Linked DNA regions of Homo sapiens: all the other regions are linked to region 1. Evidence: chromatin contacts called from ENCODE Hi-C or POLR2A ChIA-PET data. All regions are on one chromosome and are shown on one strand. The core of a region is the stretch at or near the end of the contact, and the rest is flanking DNA. Distances in the headings are between cores, read along the strand shown.

The links. A loop is a pair of places that touch in the nucleus more often than their neighbours do. ChIA-PET counts read pairs that join two places held with the same protein, here RNA polymerase II (POLR2A). Pooled maps may share reads with other maps.
Region 2: a loop to region 1 is called in a pooled map, with 10 times the contacts of the local background. The contact joins the promoter of PARVB here to the promoter of TTLL12 in region 1. A Hi-C loop is called at or near these places in 1 of 37 single-sample maps with no recorded cell type and 4 of 50 pooled maps. POLR2A ChIA-PET finds 5 or more read pairs at or near these places in 1 of 52 experiments (AG04449).
Region 3: a loop to region 1 is called in a map of sigmoid colon, with 6 times the contacts of the local background. The contact joins the promoter of CYB5R3 here to the promoter of TTLL12 in region 1. A Hi-C loop is called at or near these places in 2 of 168 maps with a recorded cell type or tissue (naive thymus-derived CD4-positive, alpha-beta T cell and sigmoid colon), 1 of 37 single-sample maps with no recorded cell type and 9 of 50 pooled maps. POLR2A ChIA-PET finds 5 or more read pairs at or near these places in 5 of 52 experiments (A549, H1, HEK293 and 2 more).

The regions. Positions count from the first base shown.
Region 1 is chr22:43,185,156-43,188,776 of GRCh38, reverse strand. TTLL12 (tubulin tyrosine ligase like 12) reads left to right here and starts at 1,643. Exons shown (of 14, transcript NM_015140.4): 1 at 1,643-1,884. The coding sequence starts at 1,708. RefSeq lists silencers at 1,230-1,349, 1,598-1,757, 1,798-2,017 and enhancers at 2,398-2,457, 2,468-2,547, 2,488-2,992.
Region 2 is chr22:44,023,052-44,025,551 of GRCh38, reverse strand. It overlaps PARVB (parvin beta), which reads right to left and starts at 1,250. Exons shown (of 13, transcript NM_013327.5): 1 at 1,101-1,250. The coding sequence starts at 1,212. RefSeq lists silencers at 743-952, 1,003-1,052, 1,123-1,242, 1,273-1,382.
Region 3 is chr22:42,647,671-42,651,291 of GRCh38, reverse strand. It overlaps CYB5R3 (cytochrome b5 reductase 3), which reads left to right and starts at 1,900. Exons shown (of 9, transcript NM_000398.7): 1 at 1,900-1,997. The coding sequence starts at 1,977. RefSeq lists silencers at 1,420-1,519, 1,830-2,019, 2,040-2,389 and an enhancer at 912-1,725.

The sequences.
Region 1 (3,621 bases), core at 394-2,893:
CTAGCATTGTGATGCTGTTTTACTATATTATTTATTTTGAGATGGAGTCTCGCTATGTTGACCAGGTTGGAGTGCAATGGTACAATCTCAGCCTTGGCTTCCACAACAAAAACCGAGGAATCAGGGTTTTCCTCTGGCCATGGTGAAACCCTGTCTCTACTGAATACAAAAAATTAGCCAGGCGTGGTGGCACACACCTGTAGCCCCAGCTACTTGGGAGGCTGAGGCAGGAGAATCACTTGAACCCGGGAGGCAGAGGTTGCAGTGAACCGAGACTGCACCATTGCACTCCAGCCTGGGCAACAAGAGCAAAACTCCATCCCAAAATAAATAAATAAATAAAATGTTTTTCTCTGCAGCCCTCACCAACTTGAGTTTGGAAATTTTTGCCTTTGCAGACCCACCTGCTTCCTACAATGGAATTGAACAAGTCCGTGAATTGGTGCATTTTATTCAAACTCAGTTCAAAAATGTTATCAAAATAGCATCTGAAGCTCCAAAAAATTTTCAGCCTTTGTTTTTTAGCAAATTACAATTCTTACAAAATTGCAAAAAGGAAGACATTGAAATGTATCCCTATGGAGCAATAAAACTCAATGAGAGTTCAAAAGAGAATGTCTTTTGAAATTCTATAACTGAACTGTTTTCTTTTAAAGAGGGAGTCTGGCTATGTTGCCGAGGCTGGACTTGAATTCTTGGGCTCAAGCTATCCTCCCGCCTCAGCCTCCCGAGTAACTGGGACTACAGACGCGGCCACCACGCCCAGCTCAACTGCACTTCGAAACATCCCGACATGTAGGAGTAAATTCCTCTGACGGGTACACTTGGTCTTAATTGGATCAACTGACATTCCGAATCCAAATATAAGTAATTGAGAAGGGCCACGATTTTGCAGCATCCAAATCTGGTGAAACGCTCACAAGAATCGAGAGCTCCCAAGGCAGGGGGCCTGCGAGCTCTGTGTGCCCGGTGCAGGCACAGAAGCGCCGCCTCACCGGGTTCGGGCCCCAGGACACCTTCCGGGCCGTCGGTGGGGCCTTTTCCGGTCCTGACAGCGCCCTATACGTAGGCACCCCGCCCTCCCGGCATTCCCCGGGGTCGCCGCGCGCTGAGCGAGAAAAGCTCAGCCACCATCAGGTGCGCGTGCGCACACGGCGGCAGCCAAACCACAGGCGCGGTCGCAGACGCGCGCCCCCTCCTGGCAAGCTCGCGCGCTCTCGCACGCACCCCGCCGATGCGCAGGGCCTGCCCGGGGGCCGCGGCAAACCGGGCTGGAGGCGGACTGGGGGCGGGGCGGGACGGGGTGAGGGGGCGAGAAGAGGGCGGGGCAGGGGAGGGGTCGGGGGGGCCGGGAGGAGGACGGGGCGGTGGGGAGGGGGGCAGGGGGCGGGGGCAGGGGGCGCGGCAGGGGCGGGGGGCTGGGGGGAGGACGGGGCGGTGGGCGGGGGGCTGGGAGGAGGACGGGGCGGGGGTGCTGGGAGGCGGGCGGGGCGGGGGGCGGAGGCGGGGGGGGCTGGGAGGAGGGCGGGGCGGGGGGGGGCTGGGAGGAGGGCGGGGCGGGGGGGGGCTGGGAGGAGGGCGGGGCGGGGGGGGGGGCGCTGGGAGGAGGGCGGGGCGGGGCAGGGGGCGGAGGCGGGAGGGCAGGGCCGACGGACGGCGGGCGGCGGCGGCGGTGGCGGCGCTGGAGTCGGCGCGGGTGCTGGCGCCATGGAGGCCGAGCGGGGTCCCGAGCGCCGGCCTGCGGAGCGTAGCAGCCCGGGCCAGACGCCGGAGGAGGGCGCGCAGGCCTTGGCCGAGTTCGCGGCGCTGCACGGCCCGGCGCTGCGCGCTTCGGGGGTCCCCGAACGTTACTGGGGCCGCCTCCTGCACAAGCTGGAGCACGAGGTGCGGGGAAGGGCGGCGGGCACGTGCGGCGGCCGGGGTGGGAGCGCGGCGGGAGCCCGCGGCGCGGGACAGGGAAGAGCGCTCCCGGGCGGCGGGAGCCGCGGTGAGCCACCCAGAGCGCGTCCTGGGCAGCTCTGGAGCGGCGTGGAGTTGGGGGCCGAAGAGTGACAGCAGGAGACCGGGGTACCTGCGGCCCTGATCTGCCCGGGCCCGAGACCGGCTGAGGGCTGCGTTGGGAACTTTAGGTCCTCCACACACCCGAGCCTGACACAGCCCTGCGAGGAGTGAAACTCATCACCCCCACTTCACAGATGAGAACACTGCGGCTCCGAGAGTCCCTTCAGAGGGATTCTTTCAGCCGCTGCCTCACAGGGACAACGGGAACCCCGTGAATTTGTGTAGCTGTAACTGTTGGGTTCACAGAATTCGGTGTTTTTTCATTTGATTTGAGCCTCGGGGTCCCCTCATCTTGCAGGTTAAAGAAAACAGGCTGTGAGAGGTGGAGGAGAAATCTAAAGAAAAATGGAAAAGATTGAGAAGCCTCTAGGTTCTCTCCCTTTTTGTGAGGACGGCCCATCCGGCTCACCTGCCTCCTCCACTCCAAAGCGTTCCCCACTGTCCTGGCTGGGGATGAGCCCTGGATTTTTATTGCGTGCCCAGAGGCTGAGGCCACAGCACCTTCCCGGGCTGGCGGGGGGGGGGGTGTTTTCTTTAGCTGGGACCCGACATCTCCTCCAGGTGCTGTCTCCCGGACGGAGATGAGCCTAGTGGCGCAGGTGATGAAGTGGAAACCCCAGAGCCAAGAACAGGGACCCGGGCCGGGAACTAGGAGTCCCTGAGCCTGGCTGCTGGCCAGACTCTACGGTCTCTGAGCCAGTTTTTCTCTGTGTAATCCTGATTGGACTAGGAACCTTCCTGCTGGAAACGTGCAGTGAGTGGCACCTCCTTATGCTACAGTGTAACAGAGAGTTTCCTCTGCCCCTCACTTCTGCCATATGCTTTCCGAGGACCACTCTGGTCCCAGGCCTGTGCTGGGTGGAAGGGACCTTGGTTTGTTCATGAGGACAAAAAGGTTCCCATGGGCTGCGTGGAAGGAGCACAGTGGGAATGACCAGCTCCTGCCCAGCCAGCCTCCACGGCAGCACGCCCTCCCTCGGGCGGTCACTCGCCCGTCTGAGACCTGTTCTCCATCTGGGAAGGGGATGGTGAGACACCATCTGGCTCCCACAGTATTGGAAGGATGGGAGGTGGCATGAGAAATATGCCTGGCACACAGAGGGTGGTCGCCACCGTGCCACGTCCCCTGCCCAGGCCGCCTTGCCTGCTGTTGCCCTACTAAGGGGCAGCCAGTGTTTTTCCGTGACCCTTCCCCAGCCGTTAAGGACAGAGCTGAATCACTGCTTTACCATTCACAAACTTGCAGCTCTTCCTGAGTGAAGCCTCCTGCTGCTACTGGCCCAGGTGTGGAGGAGGCCGCCAGCAGCAGCAGCACCTGCCAGCGCTGTGGGCCCTTACACCCCTGGCCATCAGCCCTCCTGCCTCACCTTAGGCCGGCTGCCCTGGAAAGGATGGGGAAACTTGAAGATACATACATATATATATATATATATATATATATATATATATATATATATATATATATATAATTTTTTTCTTTTTTTAATTGAGACGGAGTCTTGCTCTGTCACACAGGCTGGAGTGCAGTGGCATGATCTCGGCTCACTGCAAGCTCTGCCT
Region 2 (2,500 bases), core at 1-2,500, 840 kb before region 1:
ACGCATCCCTGGGGGCACAGGCATCCCTGGGAGAAAATGTCTGGGGAACCAAGCGTTCCCTGCACTGTACAAAAATCCTGGGGAGCAGGTGCATGGGGGCACACACATGCCTAGAGGCAAATCTGTCATATGTCTTCCCGGGGCACACACATCCCTAGGAATACAAGAGTCCCAGGGAAGAAATGAATGGGGGACCTGCATCCCGGGGTACACTAATCCCTGGAGGCACAGGAAGAGTTCCCAGGGGATATGTCAGGCCCAGGTGGTTTAAGGAAACCGTACTGCATACCCGCTATGGGAGGGCTCCTTCCCGGGGACCCACCTGAGGCCGGCCTTTCTCCATCTGCCTTTCCACAGCAGCTCCCCTCACCTCTCACCAATCCGAAATCTCACTATAGGGCATGGTCCCGGGGCAGAACCTCCCCACCCAAGCAGAAAATTCCAGAATGTATCTCCCAGGAGGCCCTGGGCAAGCGGTACACTTAAAGACACCAGACTATCCCTTGCAACTCTAACAATCTTTAAAACGTACGAGGTTGGTAGTGTTTCGTGAGCACACGCAGTAAAAAATTTAAAAAAAAAAATTTTTAATGGGATCTCTGCAATTCTTGCTCGCAGGCCTCCCAGGCCTCAGCCCTGCACGCCCTGAGCCCCGCACCCTGCAGGGCGCCCGCGCAACACCCAGTAGTGGGTCCCCCAGGCCGTGTCTGCCCAGAGTGCCCTGCACACGTGAGCGTCACTGCTCATGGAATGAACGGTCACCCCGCGCGGCTGGCTATGCCGCTGGCCCAGGGAAGAGCTGAACACCCGGCAGGCAGAGCAGGCGCGGGCCCCGCACGGTGGCCCGAGGTCCCCGCCGCGCAGGCGCCCGCACGCGCGTTTGGCAGACTCCGGAGGCCACCGCGGCCCCACGCGCCAGGTCCCGGCCGTTGTTTACGGGTCCTGGGTCAAAGGCCTGGCCTGTCCCGAAGGTCGCGCAGCCGCGTGGGCCGGGCGGGGTGCGTGGGGGAGGGCGGGGGCGGCCTCGTGGGGCTCTAGGGCCGAGGGCGGGCACCGCCGGGCAGGTCCCCGGGGGTCGGCGGGCGCGGGCGCGCACTCACCCTCGCGCGCCCTCCGCTTCCTGGCCAGGGTGCCGCCCAGCTTGCCCAGGAACGACTCGTCCTTCTTCATCCTGCGGGGCCGCGGGGTGGGCGAGCGCGGCGCGGAGGACATGGGCCGCGCGTGGGGCCGGCGGCGGGCGCAGCGCGTGTGGAGCCGCCCGGTCGCCCCGGGGAGAGGCCGAGGGCGCGGCCCCGCCGCCGGCCCCCGCCCCGGTCCCGCCCCCGCCCCTGGCCTGGAGCGCGGCCCCGGCGTCCCGGATGCCCGAGGCCTGCTGGTCCCGGCCAGAGCCGTCCCCGTCCCGCGCCGCCGCTCAAGCTCAGAGAAGGGGCGTGGGGCCACCCCGGGAGCGGCGCAGCCTTTTCCCTACGCGTTGGAGCCCTGGGCTCTGCTCGGCTCCGCTAGTGGTGCCGGATCCAGGCGACAGCGCGACAGACACCATTGCCACGTGGGTGCAGCCTCAGGACGTCCTGAAAGCCGGAGAGAATCAGGTCACACGAACGTGGCCGGTCTGTTGTTAAGCTTCTGCCAAGAGCCAGGCCCGGGGCAGGGGGAGCCCTTCAGAACTGGGAATTGTCCCTACCCACGGGAAGCTTAGAGGATGGAGGGCAATGCGGGGCACAGGTCATTGGCCTGACCTCCAAGGGGAGTTCCAGGAGTTGTTTCTGGAAGAGGCGACGGGGAGGCCCCAGGAAATGGCTTGCAGGCCGGTACCATGAGGTGAGCAGAAGAGCAGGCCCTGGGGACAGTGTGGGGTGCCAGGGAGGGGAGAGGAGGGGAGACAGGCCTCGCATGTGTTGGAAGCAGAGGAAACGGCTTCATCCCGAGGACTGCCAGACAGGGCTATTTTTATTTTATTTTATTTTATTTTATTTTATTTTATTTTATTTTATTTTATTTTATTTTATTTTATTTTGTTTTGTTTTATTTTATTTTATTTTTTTAGACGTAGTCTTGCTTTGTTGCCCAGGCTGGAGTGCAGTGGCACAATCTCGGCTCACTGCAACCTCCACCTCCTGAGTTAAAGCGATTCTCCTGTCTCAGCCTCCTGAGTAGCTGGGATTACAGGTGCACGCCACCACGACCGGGTAATTTTTGTATTTTTAGTAGAGATGCGGTTTTGCCATGTTGGCCAGGCTGGTCTCGAACCCCTGACCTCAGGTGATCCGCCTGCCTCGGCCTCCCAAAGTGCTGGGATTATAGGTGTGAGCCACCATGCCCAGCCTAGATACCCAGGCAGGGCTTTGAGCTGTGATGTCACAGATGTTGCCTCTGGCTGATGGCTGCTCAGCAGGTGCTGGAGACAGAGAAGGCACAGGCAGGCGGACGGTGACTTAGGAGAAAAGCAAACAGATTTCTGAGATGCTCACAGCCAGAAGCCCCAGCCTTGAAGAAGTAGGAG
Region 3 (3,621 bases), core at 651-3,150, 540 kb after region 1:
CTTGACATTCCAGTTCTTTCCACCCGGGGCTCCACATTGCCTCCCCAACGTCACATCACACCCCAGCTCGGCTGTATCAGCCCCTCTAACCTTGCCCATCAGGCCTCTGTTCACCTGTCTCCACCTCCAGGCCCTGCCAGCAAGGCGCTTCTCCCTTTCTCTGCCTGGTCTGTGCCACGTTGCCTGAACACACAGCCCACCCCATCCCCTCAGAGCACCAGGAGCTCACATCTGGGTCCAAGACCCTACCAGGAGAGCAAGGCAAGAGAATGACGCTAAGGCCCAGCATGAGCCTACACAGAGAAGGTGCCCACTGTCTGTCAAATTCATCCATTCAACAAGTATTTAGGCTGCTCATCGTGGCTCACGCTTATAATCCCAGCACTTTGGGAGGCCAAGGTGGGAGGATGGCTTGAACCCAGGAGTTCCGGACCAGCCTGGGCAACATAGTGAAACCCGTCTCTACAAAAAAATGCAAAAATGGCCGGGCGCGGTAGTTCCCACCTGTAATCCCGGCACTTTGGGAAGCCGAGGCAGGTGGATCACCTGAGGTCGGAAGTTCGAGACCAGCCTCACCAACATGTTGAAACACCGTCTCTACTAAAAATACAAAATTAGGCCGGGCGCGGTGGCTCACGCCTGTAATCCCAGCACTTTGGGAGGCCGAGGCGGGCGGATCACGAGGTCAGGAGATCGAGACCATCCTCGCTAACACGGTGAAACCCCGTCCCTACTGAAAATACAAAAAATTAGCCGGGCGCGGTGGGGTGCCTGTAGTGCCAGCTACTCGGGAGGCTGAGAATGGCGTGAACCCTGGAGGCGGAGCTTGCATTGAGCCGAAATGGCGCCACTGCATTCCAGCCTGGGGGACAGGGCGAGACTCTGTCTCAAAAAAAAAAAAAAAAAAAAAAAAAAAAAGATTAGCTGGTTAGCCAGATGTGGTGGCACATGCCTGTAATTTCGGGAGGCTGAGGCAGGAGGATCTGTTGAACCCTGGAGGCGGAGTTTGCGGTGAGCCGAGATCGCGTCAATGCATACCAGCCTGGGCAACAAGAGCGAAACTGCGTCTCAAAAAAAAAAACAATTAGCCGGACGTGGTGGCATGTGCCCAGCTACTCAGGAGGTTGAGGCAGGAGGAACACTTGAGCCTGGGAGGTTGAGGCTAAAGTGAGCTGTGATCAGGCTCCTGCATTCCAGTCTGGGCAAGAGTGAGACCCTGCTTTACCAAAAAAAAAAAAAAAAAAAAAGGTATTTATTGAGCACCTACTATATGCTAGGCTCTGTGTGGCTAGGCTCTGGGGATGTACGGGACTTCAAACCAGATAGGGCCTTGCCCTCCGGGAGCGCACAGTCCACTGGGATGGGGTGGGAGTGGGGGAAACACGCAGGAGGCCTTCAGCTAAGTGGGACAAAGATCACTCCACAGTGGGACAATGGCGTGGGGAGCGGAGGCGCCGCCGGCGAGGAGGCTCCGGGCGGGCCGTGCTGAGACCGCAGCATTTAACCCGGCCCGAGGCAGCTGGGAACAGTGCTGCCCAGGGAACTACAAATTCAAAGGCCCGGGGAAGGGCCGCGCTGAGCAGCTGCAGGCACAGGCCCAGGCCAGGCCAGGCAGGACCGGCCCCTGCAGTCTCGGAGGCCGGGGGAAGATTCCGCCTCTTATTCTCGCTCCCATCCGGGGGGCGCCATCTTGCTTCCTTTATGGCGGCGAACGAGGCCCAGAGAGGCCACCGTCCCGCGCGGGGCAGCACAGCGGCGGGAGAGCTCGGAGCGCAGAGGGCCGCATCCCCAGTTCCCAGTCTCCATCCCCGGCAGAAGCAGGCGGAGCGACCCGGTCCCCGCCCCCGCGCCCGCCCCGCCCCGCGCGCCCGCCTGGCCCCTCGGCCCCGCCCCTGCTCCGGAGTGACGCGGGCCCGGGCGCGACGGTCTCGGCGGCGGCGGCGGCGGCGACAGAGCGAGCGCGGCGCGGGGCCACCATGGGGGCCCAGCTCAGCACGGTAGGCGGGGAGGGGGCGCCGGGGCCGCGGGGCGTCGCGAGGGACTGGGACCCGGCGGCGAGGGGGCGGGCTGGCCTGCGGGAGGTGACGCGGGACCCGGGCCGCACCCGGCCGCACCCACTTCGCCCGCCCAGCCCGCCGCGCCCCACCCCACCCCACAAGGGCCTGGGCGAGCTACGTGGTGACCGCTACTTACGCCCTGGCAGTCTGCAGCGGGGACCCAGCCCTCCTGCCCGGGGGGCGCGCCAGAGCCCAGCACCCGGGGGCACCTGGGCCCTGCCCTGGCCGCCGTGGGGCCTTGGCTGCTGGAGGGACCCGTGGTTGTGAGCGTGTGTGCCGCTGAGTGTGAGTGTGTGAGCGAGCGTGTGAATGGCTTGAGAGTGAATGTGTGTGTGAGTGTGACCGTGGGTGTGAAGGGCGGGCATGGAAACGTGTGATGGGGTGTGTGTGTGTGTACGGGAGTATGTGAATGGGCGATGTCACTGACTGCGACTGAACGTGTGTGTGTGTGCGATGTCACTATGTCAGAGGGTTTTGCACGTTTAGCAACAAGGAACAGAACCCGGATGACACGGGGGCATCCTCCCAATGCTCAGTGGGCCAGGCTCCCATCAAGGCCAGGCTCCCACTGACCCTGCAAGCTGTGCTGGGGACCTCACACTTTGCGGTGTCAGTGCTGTTTGCCCCATTTCACAGATGGGGAAATGCAAACTAGTCTTGGCCACCGTCCCACAACGCTGCCGCCGGAAGGAGCCTGCTCCATGGGGTTTCAAAGTCCACTCTGCTGCTGTCACTCCTGGGCTGGCCTAGAGCCACCTTCCCTTCCCCCCAGGCCACCTCCTCTCCCCAGTTTCTCAAAAGTTGACCATGGTGAGGCTGGAGGCTTGAGTCTGTGTGGACATGTGGAGGCTGCGGCTGCAGAGGGCAGCTCTCCTGTCAACTGTGACCCGCTAGGCGTGGGGAGGCTGGCACAGGAGGAATCAGCCCAGTGCTCCTCCACCTCCACCTCTACCTCTATGCCTGGCATCTGCCACTTGGAGGGCACCTGGGTCCTCCCTCCTTGGGGAGGACCTGGAGTCTCCTCCTTGGGGATCCAGGCAAAAGGCCTCTTGGCTTGGGTGGTTGCTAAGGAAAGTGTGGCCCAACCCAGAACTTCGGGATGTTCAGACCCCAGGCAACCTTGGCCAGGGTGAACCTGTGGGCATCACCCCAACCTCCATGCAACACCCGGCCCATTTTTCCCCAGAAAGCATCTGCCTCCTTTATTGTTGAAATGTCCTGCCTGTGTCTCTAAAGCTTCCCCTGGTCTCCACCCAACCCTTCCCTGCTGTTTTTGGTGGTGTTCCATACCTTCCAGCTGGTGGTTGGATTTATGGCCACGTCCCCTGCACCTGGCTGCTCCATACATTTCTTTTTTCTTTTTTCTTTTTTGAGAAGAGTCTCTCACCCAGACAGTAGTGCAGTGGCGCGATCATAGCTCACTGCAGCCTCAACCTCTTGGGCACAAGTGATCCTTCTACCTCAGTGTCCTGAGTACAGGCACGTGCCAATATGCCTGGCTAAGTTTTTTTTTTTTGAGATGGAGTCTCTCTCTGTCACCCAGGTTGGAGTGCAGTGGCATGAT